Linked DNA regions of Mus musculus: all the other regions are linked to region 2. Evidence: chromatin loops called from intact Hi-C (ENCODE). Cell type or tissue: heart. All regions are shown on one strand.

Evidence for each region. Hi-C counts contacts between places; a loop is a spot of excess contacts. Peaks named below come from ENCODE experiments on the same cell type or tissue, not always from the same donor. Only the 100,000 strongest peaks of a DNase experiment are listed, where the experiment ranks them.
Region 1: it touches region 2 in a loop (5-fold over the local background); 11 of 42 quality-filtered maps call a loop at or near these places.
Region 3: a loop joins it to region 2, with 11 times the contacts of the local background. A loop is called at or near these places in 5 of 42 quality-filtered maps.
Region 4: a loop joins it to region 2, with 3 times the contacts of the local background. A loop is called at or near these places in 2 of 42 quality-filtered maps.
Region 5: it touches region 2 in a loop (3.0-fold over the local background); 2 of 42 quality-filtered maps call a loop at or near these places.

What each region holds. Positions count from the first base shown.
Region 1 is chr11:19,018,212-19,023,211 of GRCm38, forward strand. Meis1 (Meis homeobox 1) reads right to left here and starts at 758. Exons shown (of 12, transcript NM_010789.3): 1 at 10-758. The coding sequence starts at 21. Gm16141 (a long non-coding RNA gene) reads left to right here. Exons shown (of 3, transcript XR_381070.4): 3 at 1-119. In heart, a CTCF peak has its summit at 2,281; DNase peaks (open chromatin) are centred at 830, 1,560, 2,280 and 2,790; H3K4me3 peaks cover 3,774 bases; H3K27ac peaks cover 5,000 bases.
Region 2 is chr11:18,149,237-18,154,236 of GRCm38, forward strand. No RefSeq gene overlaps it. Among named protein-coding and RNA genes, the nearest start is that of Gm12018, 56 kb to the left of the region's middle. In heart, a CTCF peak has its summit at 2,739 (motif pointing right); a DNase peak (open chromatin) is centred at 2,725; H3K27ac peaks cover 1,396 bases.
Region 3 is chr11:19,758,536-19,763,535 of GRCm38, forward strand. No RefSeq gene overlaps it. Among named protein-coding and RNA genes, the nearest start is that of Gm39602, 18 kb to the left of the region's middle. In heart, a CTCF peak has its summit at 2,725 (motif pointing left); no DNase peak of the experiment used is centred here; H3K4me3 peaks cover 292 bases; H3K27ac peaks cover 252 bases.
Region 4 is chr11:17,277,177-17,282,176 of GRCm38, forward strand. No RefSeq gene overlaps it. Among named protein-coding and RNA genes, the nearest start is that of C1d, 22 kb to the left of the region's middle. In heart, a CTCF peak has its summit at 2,882 (motif pointing right); no DNase peak of the experiment used is centred here.
Region 5 is chr11:19,668,669-19,673,668 of GRCm38, forward strand. No RefSeq gene overlaps it. Among named protein-coding and RNA genes, the nearest start is that of Gm39601, 52 kb to the left of the region's middle. In heart, a CTCF peak has its summit at 2,642; no DNase peak of the experiment used is centred here; H3K27ac peaks cover 727 bases.

The sequences.
Region 1 (5,000 bases), 870 kb after region 2:
AATACGTACCCTTTGCGCCATCGGCCTCTCTGGCTCCCTTCCTACTTCAACTTCTAATATATCCTCTTTAAGGCCAGTGTGAAAAGAAACAAATATGCAAACTCCCCCGGAAAAAAAAATAAAGCACAACAATAACAAAAAAAAATCCCTTTGCGTCTCCAGCAGTGTGAATTACTGGTCCCAGATCTTCGGTCTACCGGACCTGAAGCAAGGCGCCCGCGTCGCTGAGCATAAAAGCGCTCTGGTTCCACCAAGACAGCAGTGGGAGGGGAAAAAAAAAGCAGATCTTCTCTCCCCCCCAAAAAAATCAGTTTAAAAAAAAAGAAAGAAAAGAAAAGAAAAAGAAAAAAAAAAAAGAGCGCCCCTCAGACCCAACTACCAAATCTCATGGCTTTCTGCCACTCCAGCTGTCAATCACAGGCGAGGTTGTCAACGTGGTGAATGAATGATCGTCCGTTCTGTCTTCTTCTGGTCAGAACACCTCAAATGTTAATATTCAAATGCACAAAGCCCTAGCGCCCGCTTTCCTTGAATCAGTCCTAATTCCTAATCAGTTTCTCTCTTCTCTCGCTCTCTTTCTCTTTCTCTCTCCCTCTTTGCAACTGCTGCACTGAAGGGAGATTAGAGAGGAGGGTTAAAAAAATGTCTGTCTGAGTTTGTCTTAAAGGAGCCACGATCGATGCTGCCCGCTTGCAGTCGCCGTGCGTGTGTAAAGTGTGTGTTGCACAGGCGGAGAGGTGGATTCCGACCAGAATGCTAGAACCCGGAAGTAGTGGTGGCCATAACAGGTCGCGTCTTACACAATGCATTGGGCTGCAGCAAGTAGGCTCCTCGGCAGGGGTGGGTGCGCGAAGCGAGCTCTGGCCGCACTGGAGAGGCAGAAAGACACTCCACAAATTCGCACGCCCAGGCACTAACACCACACACCCAGGGCACATGCACACAAATACAGGCTGCAGCTCCCAACCCGCCGGCTTTACGTCCCCTTCCAGCCTCTCTTCCCAAAGCGGACGCTTGAAATAAATCGGGAATAAACGTAGGGCAGGCAGATGCCGGAGTTAATTCGCTCAGGGCTCCGCTCATGAAAGACTTCAAGACTTTCCTCGAAATTATTGGGGTCTGCCAGTATTTTTCGGGGTGGGGGTGATGCCAAAAGTACTGGATTCTCTGCTAGACTCCCGGAGGAGAAAAGTCAAAGCCAGAGCAAGAAGAGGAGCTGGAACTGGACTGGAAAAGGTTCCGCTCGAGAGTCCTGAGAACGTGGGGTAGCGGTCGCCCGGGCGTTCTGCAGACTCAGCTTAGAGGTTTTCTTTTCTTTTCTTTTTTTTCTTTTGGTTTGGGTTTTTTCTTTCTTTCTTTATTTTTTTTTCTCCCCCCGCTGTCAGAAGTGGACGTAGGGCCGGAGGAAAGGAAATGCTTGCATTTTGTCACTTTGAGTCCGGACGTCCCCACCTCCTCTCTTGCAGCCCTCAGCCCCAGCCGCCGCGCGAAGTGAGGGAGGAAGGGAGGGAACAATGAGCCGAGCGCCGGGAATGTGCCCCCAGCGCTTGTTTACAAACACCGAGCTATTTATGACCGCTGGAGAACGAAACTCAACGCGGGCACCAAGCAGCCAGACCTTGCGGGCGGCCGGGGCCTGGGAGCCCCGGGACCCGAGGCTCTTTCTCGATTGCGCTACCGGCAAGTTTAGCCGTGCGCCCGGGGCGCGGCGAAGCTGCAGAGCTCCGCTGCGCTGCGGCTGGGGCTGCCTTTGTCTGGGCGACGCCGAGGGGCTCCAGCCTCGGCCTTGCTCGGGCCTGGAGACGCTGCGCTCCCTCCCACCCCCCACCCCCAGCTCTTTCAGCGGCGACGCCCGGAGCCGGCCTCCCAGACCTCCATCTCTCAATTTGTCTATCTCCGAACCCAGCCCCGTGAAAGCTCCCAGTTCCAGAGAAAAAGAAATCCACTTCGGAAGCTGAGATTTCAGACAAAAGCTGACCCTGCCCACAACTTAAAGTCTCCAACCAGCCAGTGGTTTTTAACTTTCTCTCTTGAAATACCACACCCTGGACTTAAAATTGTTTTTTGAGTCTTTTTATTCTCACTCTTCAGCTACTCTATCTAGTGGGGGTTATTTTACTCTTTATGTTTCTGCGCCCGGCTCTCGTGGCTTAGATTGCTCAGTCACAGTAGCTCTCGGAGCAGCTGGAAACCTCACATCCCAGGCAGGGCTCTCAGCTCGCTGGGCTCGGAGAGGATTCCCCTCACCCCCCAGCTGAAACCTCGCAGAAAACTCCCCCTGCGGTCGACTGGAAAATGAGCTCACCCAAATCTCGGTAGGCAGCCGTGGAGAGAGCTCCACCAATCGGAAGGCGTCCCCGCCCAGGCAGCCGCGCATTGGCTGCGGGGAAAATCAATTATCAAATAATCGATCAGCAGGGAGCTTCGATCTGCTGGGAATGCAAACTGCCATTCCGGATTCCCGCCCTGAAGGTGGCCAAAAGGCTCTCTCCCCCAAAGCAGCCAGCCTACGCTCCCAACGCCCCCGCCCCCATCCCACCGCCAGCTGCGGACCGAACCCTCACCCCAGGGGCCGGGGAAGGTTTTGAGGAGAGTTCTGAGAAAGACTAGGGAGGCTTCCTTCACGCGGAGATTGTTTGGAAAAGGTTTAGCATCTCTGAAAGGTACTGAAGCCAACTCTTAGGTTCAAAGTCACAGACCTGTTTCCATTCTTCAGCCAGTATTCAAGTTTCTATTGAGAGGGTGTCTACGGAACAGGGGATACAGGGTAAACATTAGAACCTAGATTTGGAATCAGGTTCTATCGAGCAACGGAGCCTCCTAAGACAGCTTTTAGCAGTCTGCACGAGTCAGCGCCGGGCTAGTTCACACCAGCGGCAGTGCGCGTGGGATAAGCCTAGCAGACAAGGCGTGCGGGCCTCCAGCCCAGCACTCCGCCCCCAACAACGAACACCTGAAGGTTGACATATGTTCACCCCAAACCTTCAATGGGCTTTGCCTCGAAAGAGATCCGACTGTTTAAAACAATAAAAGGCCCCACGACCCCTCATCATGTGCCTCTGTGTCTCCTCTCTGTGTCCTTTTTGTTTTGACGCTCAAGTTTGAAGCTTTTAGTTTCCCCATCACATCCTTGTGCTCTTTTCTTGCACAAACGCCCCGTGTATCATTTAGAAGATTAATACAGACTTGTGCGTCAAAAACAGGCATGGAAGAGCCTTGAATTACCTCCTGCTCACTGGAAGGAGATTTCCCCGCCAAGTTTAAGGAAGCTGATCTGGCTGGGCCAAACAGCCACTTCTCCGCGGATTATAGAACCTACTGAGCTGGACAGACAGCCTAAAAGCCCTTCCCCAGCTCCAGACCAATGCGGCCCAAACCTGAGTGGCGGTCCACCGCTGCTGGGTCTTGCAGGGTGTGAGTGTCATCACCCCAAGAGGCCTACAGAGCACCGGTGAAATTCCCACGGGGGTGAGGGGGGGGCAGGACACTCAATCCAGACACCACAGTGGGCATGGCTATGTTTACAATCCTTAAATGAATCGCAAGGGAAATCGTCTAAGTGCAATTTAACTGGGAGAAATTTACTGTAAAATACACGTATATGACCTAGCCTTTAAGAGCCCAAGGGAGTTTCAGGCAGACTTAAGTAATGGGCTTAAAGTTTCCTTAACTCTGCGCAAAGGTTTCATGTTTGAACAAGGTCAGTTTTGATAAACTACATATTTTTGAGGCTAGGATTTATTTGGAGTTCCTGCTTTTCAGTAAATTGTTTTGTTTACCGGTCTAGGTGGCAAAGGAACATAAGCACAATCTTCAAAGCAAGGACAAAGCTGTTGGTTTTTTAAAGTGATGTCAGGTTACCTTTAAAGCACACTTTAATTATCTACCAACAGGGTTTCCCTTAAAGGTGAGGATAGTTTGAACTTGTGAGTTTAAAATAAAGCTCTCTTGGTTTTGAAAACTTTCCACTTAAGAATGTGTACCTGAACCTAGTGCTACTTGCAGGCCTTCATAGATTACTTCTGAACAATTGAGCAACTAAAACACTTTTACAATGTAATTACAGTAGTATGAATTGTTTGCTCAAACCTCATTCTGGATAAGGATTTTACAATTAGCAAACAGTTATTACAGTTGGGGCTTGCTGAGAGAAATGACAGATGTACAGAATTGTAAGATAGTAGCCAAAAAAAAAAACCCCAAAAAAACAAAAAACAAAACAAAAAAAAACCCTTCTAGCAAGGCAGCAATTAATCAATCATCTAGTAAAAGGAAAGGTGCAGAGGCAGTTCACGGCATCTCAGAAAGTTACTGTGACATAAATTACTGTGGTATGTGTGCTGTTCTGGATGTGCCTGACCCTAAGTTTATTTCAGATGTTTCCTTTAAAAAGACAGTAGCATTCCGGCTTTTGCAGAACACTAGTGTTCTAGCCGCTGTTGCTGCTCTTCAAGATGCAGTCCTTCTCCTTTCTGTTTTCCTTTCATGGCTCACAGTATCTTCCCAAAGATAGAATGCAGGGATAAGAAAGAGGCAGCCTGAGCTCCTGGTCCCTATTGTTTATCACCTACCCTGTTGGGAGGCCTCTAAAGCAAGCAGTGTTCATCTTGGCTGTTGGTAGTCTCAGAGACATTCCTGTAACTTTTTGTTCTCCTGTGAGGAACTCTCTGCAGAGTTCACATCCTGAACTAGGTTTTTGTTTCAAAAGTTCCCACTGATGAGTCAGACCTAAATTTCTCAAAATTAAAGAGGCACCTCTGAAGGTAAAATGTGTGTGTGTGTGTGTGTGTGTGTGTGTGTGTGTGTGTGTGTATGTGTGTTTGCCAGCCCAACACAAATAAAGTCCTGTTAATCAATGGAGTTTGGCAGCTGTGTTCACAAAATGATAAGTGTTTATCATCTGTCACCTCAGTTTAAGATGCCTGTTAAAATGTTGTGGTTGCTCTTGAGGTTCTCCTGGAGTGTGGGGGCTTGGAATTTGTACTTCAAGAAAAACATTA
Region 2 (5,000 bases):
CAGTCCCCTTCTTTGTGCTCCTCAGCAGATGTGCCAACTTGTGACGCTAGAGAACCTTTAGGAGGTGGTCTGTCTGGGTGAGGCAGGCAGCTAGATGAGGGTCTTGAAGGCTGGCTATGCCTGGTTCCACCATGTGTAGAACACTCATCATATGCACTTGCTGCTATTAAAATGTGCTGCTTTTCCATTCCTCTGGAACCATGAGCCAAAACGAATCTTTCCTTTCACAAGCTGTTTCTGTAAGCATGGTTGCAAGCAATAAAAGCCCATTTTGTATACCTTTTTTGTGCATGTCAGGATGGTTACTATGTCTTAGAATCCGCAATCCTGAACTCTGGCATGTGGTATGGTCACTGTCTCACCTGAACAGAAATAATACCTAGCTCATAAGATTTTTAAGGAGATTTTTTTAAAAAAATTACATATACAGAAGTATTTAGAATAACATCTGATACAGATCAGACAAATTATGTTTTCTATTATTCATTCACTCAAAATGTGTCCCCTTGTCACCATTGTCTTCATGATCTCTTCTCCCCCTTTATCTCTGAAGTTCATCATCTTTCATCATCATGATTTCATTACTAAATTTTGTTTATATTCTGTTGTTTACTATTAGTTTCAGATGCTTTTTTTTTCTTCTAAGAGAGGCCCATTGGACACACAAACTTTATATGCCCCAGAACAGGGGAACGCCAGGGCCAAAAAGGGGGAGTGGGTGGGTAGGGGAGTGGGGGTGGGTGGGTATGGGGGACTTTTGGTATAGCATTGGAAATGTAAATGAGCTAAATACCTAATAAAAAATGGAAAGAAAAAAAAAAAGAATATGATGCTGCAGTTTAGGGTGGGGTCACTATCTTATTTTGTACTTCCCATAGATCCGGGTAAAATAGCAACACAAGCAAGATCCCGGCTATCTCAAGGGTGATGAATGTATTGTAAGGAAATTCTTGAGAACAAAAAGCAGGTGATGAGTGTTCCAGAAAAATGGAAAGATGAAAGAAATAAAAGAAGAAAGGAGTCAGGGCTGACAGATTGCCAAGAGCTGGAGAAAGGAAATCACTAACTTCTCTGAGGGGAGATTGAGATTAAAGCACTGATTTTCATCTGGCAGAATCTGGTAGCAAGGCAGACTTGAAGTTTCTAACTGACTGAGTGGGTTACTGAAGTTCAGGGTCACCTTGCCTATACCAGGGATAGACTTCTCTGTTCCACACCCACCCCTGTTCATCACCAAATAACTGGACGTGAACAAGAACACAGGGGTCACCATTAAAAAATCATGAGAGTTTACAATTAAGTAAAGGTGTGAATTGTGTACCACATCCTTGAGATCTGACTCTCCTCCTGGTACAGTAAAATCTCCAGTTAGTTCTTGCACTGGTTTTTACGGCTGAAGGCACCATCATCGGCTGAAGGCCAGCCTCACTTGGAAATAGTGTCAGCCTTAATTTGAGCCACAACACAGGACCCAAACAGCTAGAAATTTAATAAAATCTTCACTTGTTTATTCCCTTCCAACAGAAAGAAATATTAATATTTACTTCTGCAGCTGCCTCTGGTTTAGAGTTTAAGTGTTCTGACACTTGCACAATGAATATAGAAACCTCCTACTCCTTTGTAAGTTTGTCAGTGAATAGACTGGGTTCTAACTTTGCATGGGTAAGAGCAAGAAGGCTTGCTGTACCTTTAGACCGTATGCCTTGACTTTTGTGCCTCATGTACACAGATGCTGTCTGTCTGGTGCTACACAGGCAGCTCTTGCTTGATTGCTCTGGAGTGTCTGCCTCATCTGCAAAATGAGTGAAATAAAAAAACCCAAGTCAGAATAAGAACTGAGAGAGTGTGAAAGCCACACTTGGGTCACTGAGTCATTGAAAGCTCCCTCTGTTCACGTGTTCCTCCCTGTCACTGCCCTGATGTCACCTAATCCCTTCTGATTTTACTTATTTTGAATTAAAAAAATTAAAAATCCCTTGCATTTTACCCATTTTTTATTAAAGTCACTTTTAAGCTATGTCTTCCAAATGTGCCTGTGGCTTCCTGTCTTAGCAATGTATATGCATTAAAAGTACAGCAACAAATTTCCTTCAGTTCGGGTTTTGTTAAAATACTTTGAATGACAATTCAAACACATTCATCTGTATTTGAAAACTTGATCTGATTAAACTTGGTTTTCACATCTTATATTTGCCAAAGCGTGCTTCATTTTGTGGCTATTTTTTGTTTTTTGTTAGTCTGTTTGTTTTGTTTTTTCAGTGATTGATAAGCTGCTTTGAGAAGAAAACTCAGGACCAGGCTTCATTCCAGGCCACTCAGCCAAAGCCTGGTGTCTTCATCGCACAATCCATGTCTTCTGCCTCAAGATGAAGGGACTCACTCACCGAAGGCTTAAAATGAGGTTTAAGCAAGCACACTTTTCATGCTAAACAAAGCATGCCATCATTTTATTTTACAAGTTATGGGTGTGCTTTTAATAAACTCACCGTCACACACACATACAAAGAAATAAATAGATTTGTTCTGCTTAAACCGGCATACAAAGAGCTTGGAAGGAAGGACAAAAAATCTTTAACACCTCTTAGGCAATGGAAGGGAACTTCACACTTCAGCCTCATGTCAAGAATGTGTGATAACAATTTGACAGGTAGTAAGTGGATTCTGTCCCAGGCCTTGCAGGGAGATGACCCTGGAGCATAATGGTGTGATCTGCAGGCCCTTAGCTTCCTGCCCAGCAGGGGGTAGCCAAGTGCCGGCAACCGGGAAGCAATTCAGTCCTGCAGGAAACAGCCTCCCAGCTAGAAATAGCCCTCTGATTGTAGAAGCCAGCTCTTCTGATTAATGCCAATACTTGAATTATTTGTTCCAAAATAGCTACTCATCCGAGGCCTATCTTGGGATCTGGAGCTTAGGCGACTGTGTCCTTTGAAAAGAGATTTTAAAAAATAAAGATAAGTTATTTACTTGCCCAAGACTTCAACTGAATATTGGGCTGTAAAGGCAGGAGGATTTCATTTTCCTGTTTGAGTCTTCTTTGTCTTCCCCAGTGTGCTAAGGGTATGAGTTTCCACAGATGTGGATAGGCAGGTCTGGTCGGCTGCCCTGGCTCTTTGAGTGCATGGCTGCTGGTAGGAGAGCTTAGCCACTGTCACAGGACATCTCCTCAGAGAACCTGGGAGCCAGCCGGTGACAGAGCTGAGGAGCCAAGGTGATGACTGACAGGAGAGAAGACAGGAGAAAATTCTCCAGTAGGAAAAAGGATGTGTGTTGGGGAGGTGGGAGTGGGGTGGTGGGCTGAGAGGTGACTGCAGAAAGGAGCAGCATCCTGCTGTCGGCCTGTCTGCTGCTCCAGCTACTTGCTGACTGACCTGCCTACTCAGAATGGGTCCTTCTGGCCTTCACATACTCACCTTGTTGCTTCCCGCTCAGGCCATTTTCCGTCAGTGCTGCGTTTCTTTGTTGTTGTATTTTTTTCCCAGTTCAATGAACCCTCACATTATGGGTTTCTGTTGTCATTCTAACCTCTAATACACAACCATTACGTCTTATCTCGTCTTCTAAATTACTTCAAAATCCAATTACAAAACCCTTTCTCCTCCAAGAGCACACAACTCTCCACATTACTGAAATGCCGGGCTTTGCTTTGTCTTTCTAAATTAATAATAGCTACCATTTTCCGTCTGTTCTTTCCGAGGGATTCGGTTATATCACCACATAGACTAACAAAATGCCGATTATGATTCTTTTGCCTTTTTGATGGGCTACAAAAAAGCTAAAGATAATTTCCCAAATATTCATAAAAGATCTGTCAGTTTTTAGAATCAACTTTTTGAAACTCAATCTCTAAAGAAGACAGCATTTTAAAATCAGTTAAAATTTAAATTAAATCAGCCAGATTTTCACCCTTGATTTACATTGCAGAAGCCAGTCTCTTCCAAAGGTTTTAGACATTTGAATAGGTCTGTTTGTTTTCACAGTGATTTTAATAACACAAGTGAATATTTAATCCAATCAATGTCATCGTAATTTTCTCTAATCTAAGGAAAATGGCTGTCTTAAAGGCAAATTTAAATTTTAGTGAATTATAAAATATTTTGGTAAAAGTGAACATGCCAAGAACATTTTAGGAGAAACTTTTAACACATTGAGAATATGCATTTTTGTTTGTTTCTTTTCTTTTGCCTTGATTCTTCTGACAGAGGAGAGGCATAATTGTGACTCATATTTGGAAATTGCTTTTAGAAAATGATTTTCAATTCAAATCTAAATTTAGCTTCGGAAATATTACTTGTTTAAATGTTTTATAATCACAAACATGAAGCAGAACTGTAACTTCTCTCTCTCTCTCTCTCTCTCTCTCTCTCTCTCTCTCTCTCTCTCTCTCTCTCTCCCCCCTTTCTTTCTTCCTTTTTTTCTTTCTTTAAGATAAGGTCTCACTATTTAGCTCTCGTTGTCCTGTAACTAGGTATGACCAGGCTAGCCTTGAACCTACAGTGATCGGCCTGCCTCTGGCTCTGTAGTTGCTTTTCTTACTTTCAAACTCTTTTACTTTTGTGCAAAGTATATTTGACAAACCTAAGGCACCCAATTAATCAATGACAAAATGTGCTTGTATAATAACATACAGACAGAGGTCATGAGCTCTTTTACTTTTAACTCTTCACAATGTAAAATTTCAACTTGTGAATTTTGTAAATTCAAGCTTTGTTTAATAATGTTAAATATATTATAGAATGCTAAGAAGCAGGACACTCCTATCGATATCAGTGTTAGCTAGGCATCAACTCAACATCTCTAGTTATTATAGTTATTTTGTATATTTATTATGCTCTAAAATGGAATCTTTATCTCCATAAATATTAAAAGATATATATGTATTATATATAATACATATATATTTAAAATATATTAGTTCCAAATAAGAATGTTTCAGAGGCCATAATGAAGACCAAGGGGAAAGATGGATACCAAGCCCTTGGAATGAATAGGCTGACTGAGGT
Region 3 (5,000 bases), 1.6 Mb after region 2:
CACCATAAGATGGGCCTCTGATACCCTGAGGGGGTTTTCAGGTCTTGGGGAGCTGGCGTTCAGCAGGTATGAGTGTTTGTTGCACAGTCAGGAGGAGCAAATTCAGATCTCAGCACCCAGGTAACAAGCTGGGCAGCCCAGCTAACAGCAACTCCGGCTCTGAGGGACTGCAACACCCCATGCTGACTTCTGTGTGTGCACAGGCATGCATCCCTATACATGTGAGCATACACTCACACAGATACACAGATACACACATACACACATACATACATACACACACATATGTACACATACACCTTCATATGTACAAGTGTGCACACACATGCATGCACACACACACACATGCACACACACATACACACATACACACATACACACCTTTTCTTAAAAGCCTTGGGTGGTGACACTAGGCACCAGACTGCCAGGCCAAGGCAGCAATGTTTCACAAAGTCATTGAAGCCTAGCCCTTGCCCACTGGCCTGAAATATCAATTACCATAGAGGATGTTAGCACTGTAAGGAAGACCGCAAGGGCACCTACCATTTACAGGAAGAAGCCACGATTCCAGATGGTGACCATGACTCAGACTAGGCCTGACCCCCACCTCCTGACTTCTCATTCAAGTTCTTATCCAGTGAGTAAATCTGGTGATAGAAGGCAGCCAGATTAAAACTACATGAAAACCTCCTCAAATGAGAGCTGAGGCCGGCGCTTTCATGTGGTTAGGCACTTAGCTCCACACCCACCCCTGGGGTATTTGATATAACACTGTTGGACCTTCTCCAGCTTGTAAGGCGGCAATGAGGGCTCCTTCCATCACTGAGCTGGGGAACAATGCCCTGCTGTTGGGTGGGTGAAAACAAGACAAAGATGCGGGTGGCTTCGCTGACCTCTGTAAGGCTTGGAGGTGAGTGCCTGTGATGTGCTGGGCTAGGACAGGAAGGACCACACTTAGCAACATCCCACTTCCCAAGAAGGAGAAATTGATGCAGACAAGTCACCTCAGGCACAGCCCACTAAGCTTATGTGCAATGCAAATAGGGGTGGGTAATAGGCCAATAATGGTAGTTCCTATAAAGACTTCGTCTTGAATAATTCTACTTTAAAATTACTGGTTGTAAGCTGGGTAGTGGTGACACACACCTAATAATTCCAGCATTCGGGAGATGGAGGCAGACTGATCTCTGTGAGTTCGAGGCCAGCTTGGTCTACAGAGTTCTGGGACAGCCAGGGCTACACAGTGAAACCCTGCCTTGAATAACCAAGAAAAAGTTACTCATCTTAAAATGGTCCAAACTCTGAGCTCTGCTTCAGTATGCGGAAGCATGCCTTGTTCTGTTTTGTTTTCCGAGACAGGGTTTCTCTGCGTATCCTGGAACTCCCTTTGTAGACAACACTACCTCCCTCTGTGTCCTCACAGAGTCCCACTATGTCTGACTGGTATTTTCCTCTTATAAAGACACCATTCCCTTTGGACCCAAGGCCATCCTAATGACCTGTCCCGTACTGGCTAGTTTTATGTCACCTTGACACAAGCTAGAGTCATTTGAGAAGAAAGACTCCAACTGAGAAAATGCTTCCATAAGATTGGCCTGTAGGCAAATCTGTAGGGTGTTTTCTTTATTAGTGACTGATGAGAATGGGCCCGGTCTATTGTGGGTGGTGCCTCCCCTGGCTGGTGATCCTGGGTGCCATAAGAAAACAAGCTGATCAAGCCATGGAGAGCAAGCACATTCTGAGGTACAGGGGGAGATGTTAAGACTTTAACACATGAACTGGGGGCCCAGAACTCAGCCCTTCTTTAAGGATAGCTAGATACTACATGTTTTGAGGTGTGGCTCTCCAGAGAATGCTGATAAATAAACACACTTAAAACTAACTATACAAATAACGAAGCACCTCTGCCCCGATGGTCACAGGAGTGACTATAAAACCTAGGCATGGTTATATACTCTTCCCAGAAACGATGGGGATCTGTGGATTATAATCTAGGATTCACATAAAGAATACTGCACGCAGCATTAGGGTAATTTTCCTCAAAGGAACAGCTTCGCTTTAATTCTGTACGTTTTAAGATATCCAGAATCACTTTCCCTAAGCAATTATGATTTCACAAAACGCTGTCAGGGCATTTGCAGAGTTTTACTGCCCAGATAGAACCCGATGCCTGGAGCTTTGGGGAGTGATTTATTATTTGCTCTGGTGGAAGGTTGCTAAGTAAGATTTATTCAGTAAGAACAGCCATCTGAACGGTACGTAAGATATGTGTTTGGCTGTGAGGGAGACTTCTTTTTCTCCTTTCTTCAAGTGGGCTTACTCTCTATACTCAGAAATATGCACATTTGCATCCCCACTTTGGTGACATTAGGGGCACTGCTAGGCATTTTGACAAATCAGTTCCTTTCCACTGTTCCCATTTGAACTTTAGCTCTCAGAAACGTTTAACAAACTGTCATACTAAAAACAGCCAAGAGCAGTGCCGAAGACCGTTGATGAAATCTCTTGGGTATCCATCCGCTTTCCATGTTTCATTCTGAATATTTCTTCATTGCATTTTCTGAGGGCTACGGACGTCCTGGGAAGCAAAGCAGCCAATGCTTTCACTCATACCATCTCAGAGAACTCCGATTCTTAAGAAAAAGAAAACAGCGATAATGCCAACTTTGTTTCTCAGAGCTGTAAAAAGTAACAGGCGCCATTGTTGGCCTACTTGCGCCCCCTAGTGTCTATAACGTACTGTTGCTTTTTGCAAAGGGGATGCTGAAGAATTGGAACCAAAGGAAGCTGCTATCCCTATTTTCCTCTACTTAAGATACAATAACCTCCTTCACGCCAAGGTGGCCGGCACTTTGTAGCTCGCCTTCTCCCCAGAAGGTCTGCATTTCATCGAGAGCACTGAGGCAGAGGCAACGCTGCTTGATGGCAAAAATTCAGGCAGAAGAAAGCAGTTTCCTTTGCACTCAGGCTGGGGTTTGGAGTGGGTACAGTGGAACTTTTAAAGAGTCATCAACACCTCTAATCCCTGCCCTTCTACCAGCAGACAGAGGGGGGAAACAACACATCTCTTGCTTCTGCTTCTACACTAGGCCATCCCCATCCCTGTGCCTGGCTGAAATTTCAGCTCTGGGTGGCCATGTCCAGCAGGGTACCTCACCAAGAGCACAGCAACCGGGTGGAAACACATGGGAATGTTCTGGGCGGAGTCCAACAACCCTCCCAAGGCTCCCTGTGTAGGTCAGGGAGTTCTGAGGGCAGACTGCCATTCTCCAAGACAGCATTAGACTGAAGCAGGCAGCACGGAGCAGAGCAGAGTGGTGAGAGGGAGGCTGGACAGGGCTAGGTAGGAGAGGTTTCTGAGCTCTGGCCTCAGCTCCTTACTTAACTTCTCCCAGGTATTTGGAATTGGCTTCTTCCCCAATTAGAAGAAACGGTGGACACCATACAGCCAGTGCCCCAGTGCAGTCCAGACAGAACCTTGAAGAAAATAGGAGGGATGTGCACACCACAGGGAAGCTGCAGGCTCACCGCCACCAATTCACACCCGCTCTCAGTCCATAACCCCAGGGGAGATCGTAGCAAGTGGCAGAGAGTCCAAGGTTGGATTCAGTGTTGTTTCAAATGTGTATAGTGGGACAACTCGAATAGAACCTGAATAGGCTCTGGCGGGCCTGAGTTTGAATCTCAATTCTGCCTGATTATCTCTATAACCTTCAGCAAGTTTTCTGTCCTTTAACTGCCTGCTCAGAGGTTAGATCCTCCAAACAGGCCCCTCAGAGGACCCCGCAGAAAGGGGCATGTTCCTTCCTTATGTGTCTTGAACTTCATAATCCCTTACAGTTTTTGTTCAGAACACATATAAACACCTCTCATAATTTTATAGTCTGGTTACGAAGTAAGATGTTTGATTTCCTCCCTGTTCAGTGAGGGCGGGGACCACAGCACAGCTCTCCTCCCTCACCCCCACCCACCCCCATCCCTGCCAGCTTATCTCAGGGAGGGACATGCAGAATACACACAATAAAAAGTTTAAGAGATTAATTCATTGGACTAAGCTTTTGCCATTTTATTTTAACACATTAACATACCACTTCCCTCCTAGGTGTGTTGTTGTAAAGGCTAAAGAGGTATAGGTATAGATAATATAGATACTGATGGTGTATATATAGGAATAGGTAGAGCGGTTGTAAATGACATGATAGAGATGATATATAGATATATAGATTACCTTGATATAAGTATATATAAAGATCATATGCATATAAATAAGTATTCTTCCCTATTTTTGCACAATGTAGGTGGCCTAAACAGGATGGTTCCTTTGCCACCATTAGAGACTCATCATAGCAGGCCCCACTGGCCACTGAGGGGTGAACTATCAGACTGGCAAACCAGAGGCCTGAACAATCCACAGATTCCACCACAGGCCCCTGAATAATCAAAACTAGTTGGCACCTTACGATTAATCGCCTTTTCTCTCTAGATGTCCCTTGATGGCAGGAAAAGTTACCTCCAGCTTCCCGCTCCTTCCTGTCCCAGATAGAGAGCAGCCAGAGGGACTGTAAATTCATCCCTAACGTTTCCAGTTGTTTGAGTTATGTTCTACCAGAACTAAGAAGGTGACTTTAAAAACAGGAGGGAGAAATAAAGGTTGCACTTCCCAGAGCAGAGAACAGGTGTAAAATGAAGCTGAACTTTAATACGAGCCCGCCCTGGAGGAGAAAGCACTAAGAATATTTTTATAGAAATCTTGCATTATGGGTAATTCTTTTAAATCCAAGCTTCAACTTGCATGACACTGAGACATAAGTCTACCACTTAATGACATTTATAACTCTGTAACAATACGTTTTGTATAAATTACTGCCGAGGCTTACCGTTTCTGATTATGATATATAGAATTAAGTGGTGTTAGGAAGGCAAAGTTTGTAAGTTATGATCTGTCCAGTTGCTTTAACTAGGAAGGTTTCTGGAGACAACTGCCTTGATGAATATAAACT
Region 4 (5,000 bases), 870 kb before region 2:
CACACACACACACACATATATATATCTCCTGCTTGTCAGATGCAAGGCTATGGGTTTATTCTCAGCATGAAAGCTCTGTTTTTATTATTCATAACAATCGACTTGAGCACTCTTTCTCTTTCTTATGAGACAATGACTAAAATAGAATAAATGTTATCTCAGGTATCCAGTTGTCATTGACACAGGTGAGACCCAGGCACAGTGCTTTTCTTTTATTGATATCTGTAGTTAAGGTATAGGTCATTAAGTTTAAGAAACGGCTTACAATGGAACAGGGCACATTCCATCTACCGTTTGCTCTGAATGGGACTTCTGTATGTGTTCACTGGGGTTTGTGTGTCACACTTTCAGATCGGCTACTTTCATTTACCAATAGGCACTGACACTTCACCCATGTCTTCTCACAGCTCAAAGCTGTTGCCAGTGGTCCTGTCTGGATGAGATGTTTTCAAATTCTTGGCATCTTATGCAAAGAATTGAAACAGTCCATACAAATAGCAAGGCACTAAGGAATTTTATTTAAAGGGGCAGTGTAGGAGACTCTGTAAGAGAACAGCAGATGGCTTGAGCCAGAGTGCCTAAGAGCATTGCTTATTGTTTGGGCTTCCTGTTATGGGGCACAGGAGGAGTTGGTAGCTAAGGGGCAGAGTGTGGATGCTTCTCTTGATTGATTGACAGGCTTGGTTATGTAGGCTGCATTCATGGTATGTGTCCTTTCACATGATGCATCTGCTTCTACTCCCGTGCACATATACCATACATAGGCACAATGTGGTAAATCGGGGCTCTCTAAAAGTCCACTCAGAGAGCACAGTTTGCCTTACTGTGTGCATACACCCAAATCCAGTGCAGACTACGTTGGCTTCCTGTCTGCAGTCTCTGGATATGTTCCAGGGCATGTTCTAAATTCTAAATAGGAGGGTTACTAGGGAGTTGCAATGAAAAAGAGACTTTTTTGCAGGGTTGGAAATGAGTTGTATGTGCAGATGCATGGCTGAGGTTGCTAGGTGTATTAGGAAAGTGGTGTGTATAGCCCAAGCTCATTAGGGTCCCAGGTGCCTAAGCTATTCCTGTGCTTGCCTCCATCAAAGCCTCCGGACTTATTGTCATATCGGCACCCATGTGTGAGGACGTGGGTTTGCAGTGGTTAACAAACATCCCTCTTACTAGCCATTGTATTCTCTCCCGTGTGGTCCAACAAACCAGCTAAAGTGGAAGCGATTTTCTACTCACAGGTAAGGTAACAGACATAGACAGATGTTGTCTAAGATGATGCTGAGTAAGACCAGCATGGGAGTCTATGAGGGAGCTGCTGCCCTCACCACTCCTGTCCTGGGCTTAAGCTTTTTTTTTTTTTAGATTTATTTATTCATTATATGTAAGTACACTGTAGCTGTCCTCAGATACTCCAGAAGAGGGCATCAGATTTCGTTACAGATGGTTGTGAGCCACCATGTGGTTGCTGGGATTTGAACTCTGGACCTTCGGAAAAGCAGTCGGCGCTCTTAACCACTGAGCCATCTCGCCAGCCCGGGCTTAAGCTTTTTTAATGAACTACCTGTAAAAGAGTCTTGGTGGAGAACACCCGAGCCTCTCCGGGGAGCCATTTGCTGATTCAGCAAAGGTGCCTTGCAGGTTCAAATCCCCTCTAGGTAGCATTACCTTGGTTCTCCATGGTGCCAGAATTACATGCATATACTAACCTCCAAGCATCATTGGCACCATGTCACGTTGTTGGTACTGTGCTTTGCTATGTTATCAGTAAGGAGGAAATAGAATAACAACTGTAAAACTGTCTGACACTTTGTTCTCCAGCTCAGGCAACTTTACCCATTCAGGAGGCAAACCATATCCATTCACACTCCTCATAAGACATTCCGGGCTAGGAGGACGGCTCAGTGGGTGAAGTTCTTGCTGCACAAGAACTAAGATTTGAGTTTGAATCCCCCAGAAACTTCATAAAGTTGGAGATAGAGTATGTGTCTGTAGCCCTAGCTCTTTTATGGTGAGATTGGAGGTAGAGATGGGAGAAGTTCAAAATCTTGGGGACTCTGGAACACTGCAGCAGGAAACAAGAAAAGAAATCCTGCCTCAAACAGCATGAAGATTGACACCCAAGGTTGTCTGTGATACACACACACACACACACACACACACACACACACCACCACCACCACCACCACCACCATCATCATCACCACTGCCACCGAAACAACAACAACAACAACACTACCAAAACCAAAGTAATTCTTTCTGAAGCAAGAACGAATCATGGCAGATACCCGTAATCCCAAAAGTGGAGACAGGAGGATCAGGGTTTTTGATTATGTAGCAAGTTCAAGGCTACCTGGACCACAAAAGACCTTATCTCAAATGTCACCATTCTCTCAGGAAATTAATCCATTCCTTGGACTTAATGGTTCCCATTCCTGCTGGTCATATAGAACAAGCTGTTTATAGAAAACCTGAGGTCATTGACTACAGTTCATACTTTCAAATCTGTTTTCTATTTAATTTGTTTGTGATTATCATTTGATGGAACAACTAGTAACAATGTAGTTGGGGAACATAAGTGTTTATTACTGCTTACTGTCTGCTCCTGTTTATTGAGTAGCAACTTTATGCCTCAGAAAGGAGGAAGCTAGGTTTCTCTGTGTTCAAATGAACTTAACATACAGGGTCGTTTCGAGCAATACAAAGCAGTATTATCAAATTGAAATTATTCATTAAGGGTTTTTTTTACATTAAAGAAGGATTTTTTTCTTTTTTTTGTCTTTTTTTTTTTTAAAAAAGACTGTGTATGAGTCGTTTTTATGTAGTTACACAGTAATGCTCACCCGTCTGATTTATCACGGTTGCACTTTCTAATCTCGACCACTAGGTGGCAGCAAGAGAACGCAGGTTGCCTGTTTTGCACTGTGTTCTTAAAAACGAAGTAGAAACTATTTTTGGATTTCATGGAAGACAGGAAAAAAAAAGTGATTAAAACTTGATGGGACTGGGTATATATCTCAGTTGCTAGAGTGCTTGTCTGAAATCATGAGCCTCGGGTTTGACACCCAGCACTGTATAAAAAACTGGTGCAGAGACAGGAGGGTCAAGGTCTATACACCACAAAGTGAGTTCTAGGCCATCCTGCATATGTAACACCGTGTCTCAAAATTAAATTAAATTACAGAACGCGTAACTGTTACAAACAATACCCAGACAAATATTGATTGAATATTTGGTACCTTAAGTATCAAAGTTATATTTTATTAATATACAAACCATAACCTAAAATTTTCCTTTAAGAAGTTTCTGTTAGTTCCCATGAGTATTCCCCAGGATTTCTATGAAATCGATTTTTATATTTATAGTAGTAAAGAAAATGACACGCAAGTGAGATAGCCCTCCCCACCCCACCCCTAAAGGTTGTTCAGTAAAGGCGTGTGAACTGGGAGTTTGAACGTCCAGGAACATTGGTAGGGAATTACCTTTCTTTATAATTTACTTTAAACATCATACTTTGAGAAAAATAGAGTTTGATGATTTTCTTACTAGACAGGAATCTGCTTTAAAATGTTACTTCCCGGACAGATTTGAGTAATATGTACATGTTGGTTTCTTTTTCTCTTACTGTTAAAAAGTACTTTGAGGACAGTGACTTAAGGGGGGTGGGGTTTCCTGTGGCTCACAGTTTAAGGCCTTTCATGGTGGAAACATGATGGCTGCAGGAGCTTGAGGCAGCGGGTCACATGGTACCCACAAGCAGGAGGGGACGGGAATGAATGCCACCGCTGCTCAGATCCTTTCTCTACTTATATTGTCCGGATCCCAGACAGGAAATGGTGCCAACCTCAGTAGGTCAGTAGGTGGATCTGCTTACTCTGAGTTCTGCGTTATAGATGCCCCCCCCCCCAACCGCTCCCCCACCCCTGCCTGCAGGCTCGTCCAGAGGCCCGTTTCCCTAGGTAAATTTAGACCCGGTCTACTTGCCAATCAACACTAATCACCACAGTGTGTCCCTGAAGGTTCTACAACACATTTTCAAATGCTTAGCTTTTTTCTGTCTAAGTTGTTTGTGAAACCTCAAGAATGTGTAATCATTTACAGTCAGATACAAAATTTAAAAAATTGCTTTTTATTTTCTGGACAATTGAAATCTCTATAAAAATAGGCCTTCCCATTCTCTCAAGAATTTCAACTGCACTTTAGGATAATCCTTGTTTTTAAATGAACATTGCAATAAAAACCTTGCAAATAAAAAAAAATCACATATTGACTTTAAACAAACCCAGAGTCAACGCATCTCAGCGAGCCTCTTCTACACAGAGTAGCCGTTCTAAAGCATCACGCAGGATCTCAGACTTCCACTCTTGACTGTATCGTATCCACCCCAACCTCTAACAGTCTACAGTAGAGTTAGAAGTAGCAAAACTTTATATCCTCTGACATGGCTGAGGGATTTTTTATTCAGTCCTTCTTATTCCTCTAATATGGAGCCTTTCTTGTTCTCTTTTCTGCATTTATACCTTGCCCACGTGTACATTTCACACACACACACACACACACACACACACACCTGGCTAGATTTCACATATGAAGGAGAACATTCAGTTTTTCTTTCTGAGACTTACTTTGTTTGTTTGTTTGTTTGTTTTTGTTTTTTTCAAGACAGGGTTTCTCTGTGTAGTCTTGGCTGTCCTGGAACTCACTTTGTAGACCAGGCTGGTCTCAAACTCAGAAATCCGCCTGCCTCTGCCTCCCAAATGCTGGGATTAAAGGCGTGTGCCACCACTGCCCGGCTGTCACTTACTTTTTATGTCATTCTATCTCCTGCTTATTTTGTGGTTATATTTTTCTTTAGAGCTGAATAATATTTATACATATGTACATGCACACATGTGCACACATATTACACACAAGTGCATATACATATGTGAATACAAACATTCACTTATGCATACACACATGCACATACTCACGTGTACATGCACACATGCACAAACACATGCACA
Region 5 (5,000 bases), 1.5 Mb after region 2:
CTTGACTTCCTTCAGTGATGAACAGTGGATGCTGTGGAAGTGTAAACCAACAAGCCATTCCTTACACAAGTTGCTTGGTCCTAGTCTGGTCATCACAACAACTGTATCCCTGATGAAGACACTAACCATCCAAGATGCTCTGCCATTGAACATGATCATTCAGGTACCACCACTTAAGATCTTGTTATAGGGTGCCAGGTAATACTGTCATAGTTCTCAAGGTAAATGGAGAGTGAGGGCTTTCAGCTTAATAGGATGGTTGATCCTCAATTGTTTGTCAGTTTATAGGTGATGTTACCTTCCTTCCTTTCAAGGGGAGGTTGATCCAAAGCCATGTGTAGTGATTTGGATGAGAACAGTCCCCACATATTCATAGATTTGAATATTTGGTACCTAGTTGGTGGAAGTATTTGGAGAAAGATAAGGAGGTTTGACCTTGTTGAAGATGTATGGTGGCACGCGCCTTTAATCCCAGCACTCGGGAGACAGAGGCAGGCAAATTTCTGAGTTCGAGGCCAGCCTGGTCTACAAAGTGAGTTCCAGGACAACCAGGGCTATGCAGAGAAACCTTGTCTCAAAAACAAGAAGAAGAAGGAGGAGGAGGGGGTGGGGAGGACAGGGGGGAGGAGGAGAAGGAGGAGGAGGGGGTGGGGAGGACAGGGGGGAGGAGGAGAAGGAGGAGGAGGAGGAGGAGAAGGAGAAGGAGAAGGAGAAGGAGGAGAAGGAGAAGAAGAAGAAGAAGAAGAAGAAGAAGAAGAAGAAGAAGAAGAAGAAGAAGAAGAAGAAGAAGAAGAAGAAGAAGAAGAAGAGAAGAAGAAGAAGAAGAAGAAGAAGAAGAAGAAGAAGAAGAGGAGGAGGAGAAGAAGAAGAAGAAGAAGAAGAAGAAGAAGAAGAAGAAGAAGAAGAAGAAGAAGAAGAAGAAGAAGAAGAAGAAGAAGAAGAAAGAAGATGTATCTAGAGGTGGCCTTTGAGATTTCAAAAACCTGTAGCAGGCCAAGTTTTCACTTCCTCTCCCTCTCCCTCTCTCTGTTCCTTCCTCTTCCCACCCCTGCCTCCTTCCCCCTCTCTCCACTCTCCTGCTTGTACAATGAAATGTCAGCTCTCAATTGCTCCCATGCCCTGCCTACTGCCATGTTCCCCACCATGATGATCTTAGACTCACCCTCTGAAACAGCAAGCAAACCCCCAATTAAACGCCTTCTTTTCTAAATTGCCTTGGTCATGGTGTCCCCTCCCAGCAATGGAAAAGCAACTGTAGTCCTGTGGGTGGGAATTCCACGGGAAAATGCAGCATCAGTGTGTAAAACAAGGAGGAAGAAACAGAGAAAGAGCTTTTCATCTCTCCCACACCTTGCTGAGGAGCAGAAGTCTGTAACCTTCAGGTTTCACAGTCAGATGACTGGCACAATCAAATCTAGAGATTTTACTCTCCCAGATATCAACCCTCAGTAGAAAAAATCCAAAAATCCCACCAAGCAATGAGCATGGTCACTGCTCCAACCCTACTCGGGGCTGCTCACCTGAAGGACTTTCTCTGTCATAGATAGATCATTTGTAGATGCCCGGGATCCACTCCCCTTTCATTTTCTGTGTGAAGTCCCCAAACATTCATGGTATCCCTGTATATTTTCTCTACAGTGAAGCACTTCCTTGTTGGCCTGGTACTAGCTGACTTCTAATCTTTATTAGTCAGATGTCTGCTCCTCAGAGACTCAAAGAGCAAGAATGACTAGTAGGCTTGTATGCTGGGTCCAAGCTACCCATGAGCATCAGCTCATAGGAACCTAGACACCTTCTCTGCTGATCGCATCCATTCTTTAACCCAGCTTCCTCTCGCCAGGACAGTTTGGGGGAGATCCTTCTGATCCTCTCTCGCCCCTCTTCCCTGCACCCCTGCCCCATCATCCCAGACTTCCATCCCCAGCTTCCTGTTCCCTTTCTTCTTCCCTTTCTAATGACCCCCAAAGACCTTACAAACCAGCGAGAGCCCAGAAATGTGGACACAGTACTAATAACCTCTCACAGATATCTCATGATAACTTTATAAAGCGATGCTTTAGATGGGACTTCTGGGAGGCAAGCTGCATAAATAGTTAAGGACCTAAGTCAAAGACCCAGATCAACTCTATTTAAGTGCTTGTGAAAGCAAGACTGAGAGGATACAAGTCACATGCTCCTGTTTAACCTTTACCAGAAGGCCTGGGCTCGCTGGCGCTCTCTCTCTCTCTCTCTCTCTCTCTCTCTCTCTCTCTCTCTCTCTCTCTCTCTCTCTCTCTCTCTCTCCTCTCCCCCCTCTCCGCTCCAGCTCCACACATGCATAGTGTCAGTGAGCTAAAGGGTCTGTTGTGGGCAATGAACCCATCTCAAGCAGAAAAATCTCCTTTAGCACAACTTGGCACTAACAAGTCACAGAACAAAGGCAGGAAGCGTCCCTTTTCGTTTTATTCACCGGGAAGGACTCTGCCCACTCCTTACCCACTGTCTGATTTCTCACCAAAGGAACATTTGCAAGATGAAAGATTTATATTCTGTGAAATATTTCACTTGTCATCACAGGGGACTCCAGGTTCCCCGGCTGTGCCGTGGGTTCCGGGAAGGCTCCCTGTGCGGCCTTCCTCACAAGCAAAGCCACACTGCTCCCAAGTGGCTTCTGTGGAGAAGCAGAAAGCCAACTGTGGCTGAGACTGAACATTCCAGGCCCAGGGGCTGTTTCCCCGATGCCTCTTCTAGGGGGAGACCTCTATAGACCTAGCATCAGGCTCCTCACAACGGTTACCCTGGGGAGCTCAGCTCTCCCAATCGGAGGAAGACCTTAGATCTTGGCAAAGGTTCAGCCTTTTAAAGTAAAATTGGAAACCTACAGGGCTGTCAGCGTTGGTGCCAATTACACTGGATTGTTTGTACCCCAAAAAGGCAGCTCCCTACTGTTCACGAATCTTCTGTCACTTGGGAAGACAAGGCTGTCACAATAAGTACTATCCCCTTGCTGGTCTCATCCTTTGTCAACAATGAAAAACATCGCTTTTCTTTATAATTACTAATCTTGTAACATTACTGTCCCTGCACCCTGAAGGGGGTTTTTCCTTCTGTCACTAGAATCGGTGTTCTCGCAATTTAGAGTAACTCTGCCCGATAAACTCTAAAGTTATTGACGTAGAGGCAGGTGAATATCACAATATAGGCGCATGGCTCCTAATAGCTCCTCAGAGCCACGCCCCCACTTACCCCTGCCTTCGCCCAAAGCTAAGGCTGCTGAGCTCTAGGTAAATTAAATCCAAAACTCCATGGTAGACACAAGAACCAGTGCATAGTGAAGTTCTGCAGGCATTTGAATGCTGTTGTCTGCTGATGAATTCTTAATTCAAGCTGCACCAAAGACACACCAGGCGAGCCAGGAAGCACTAGCCCTCCTAGACTCCACCCAGGCCATTCAAATTAGAACCAGGAATAACTGTGTCTCACATTATGTTAGAGATTCTGATGAGCTAAATGTTGAGAATAAAGTTACATTATTTAACTCGATGACTTCATTATTCACAACAGTATGTTCACAGACACACAAAAAAATAAAAAATAGAGAGAGAATAAAAAGATAATGGCTGGAAATATCTCTCTCTCTCTCACACACACACACATACACACAAACACACACACACACACATTGTTAAAGGCTAAGACTCACAACCAAAGAATAAAGAGTTGTGCTGGACATGATTGCACACACCTTTAATTAGCAGTTAGGAGGCAGAGACAGATGAACCTCTGAGTTTGAGGCCAAATGGGTCTATATCAATTGTTCTCAACCTGTGGGTCCGGACTCCTTTGGAAGTCACATATCAGATATCCTGCATATTGGATATTTACATTACAATTCATAACAACAACAAAATTACAGTTATGAAGTAGCAATAAAAGTAATTTTATGGTTAGGGGTCACCACAACATGAGGAACTGTATTAAAAGGTTGCAACATTAGGAAGGTTGAGAACCACTAGTCTACATAGTAAGTTATAGGCTAGCCTGGGCTACATAGTGAGACCCTGTTTCAAAAAATAATAATAATAAATTTTAAGAGAAATAGAAAGTTTTTTTAAATACATATTTGGGATATGAATTTTCCTAAACACTGCCTTCCAGTAATGACCAGTTAGTTTATCTCTCTGGAGAGTATAAAGAAAGGGGAAGGAGTCCAAAGCCTTTGTTGCCTGCCTAACCCTGGCCCAGCAGCTCTGGGAGCAAGAGGCAGTCCCCAGCAGTACACATCCCATCACTAGGGGAGGCAGGAGACTGCCACGCTCTTCATCACAAGCCGCTCTTTTAACATTTCATTTTGTGAGTGCCTAAATTAGAAACATTTTCTTCATTAAGCCAGATTTATGAAGTAACAATTACCTCATTTGCCCATTTTTTAAAATTAATCAAAGATTTATATAACTTCCAATCAGAGGTGCTGACCAGTAAAAAAAACCTACCCATTGCTGGTGTCAAATTGCAAGAATGCCATTCCCCAGCAGAGGAAAGCGAGGCAGGTTGAACCCACACAATTCATCTTAAATAGGCAGGCTCTTCTAAAAGCAAATTTGAAATGCTAAACTGTGGGAAACAAATCATGGCCACTGAAAGCTTGGGGACTGTTGAGGAGGAAGGAGGCAAGATGAATACAAATATTCCAGGGCAGCAGGTTGAAAGGGGAAAGGTTAGAGAGTAAGTGGGGGCTTCTACCACAGCACTATGCTGTTAGGGACTTTATTCTGCCAATAATTGCACATGAATCCTTGCACATATCAAACCATCACCGCCAGACTCCATTTTCCCATTTGTAAACTGAGAGAGATTAAGCTAAGGCAGGTCTCCTCAAGCTTGGCTGTATTGATATTCAAGGCAGATCATTTCCTTGTGGGCCTGCCCTGTACATAACAGGACGTTTAGTGACATGGCTGGCCTCTACTCATTAACCGCTAGGACCATACCCTGTCACTGTAGTAATCACAAGGGTCTAG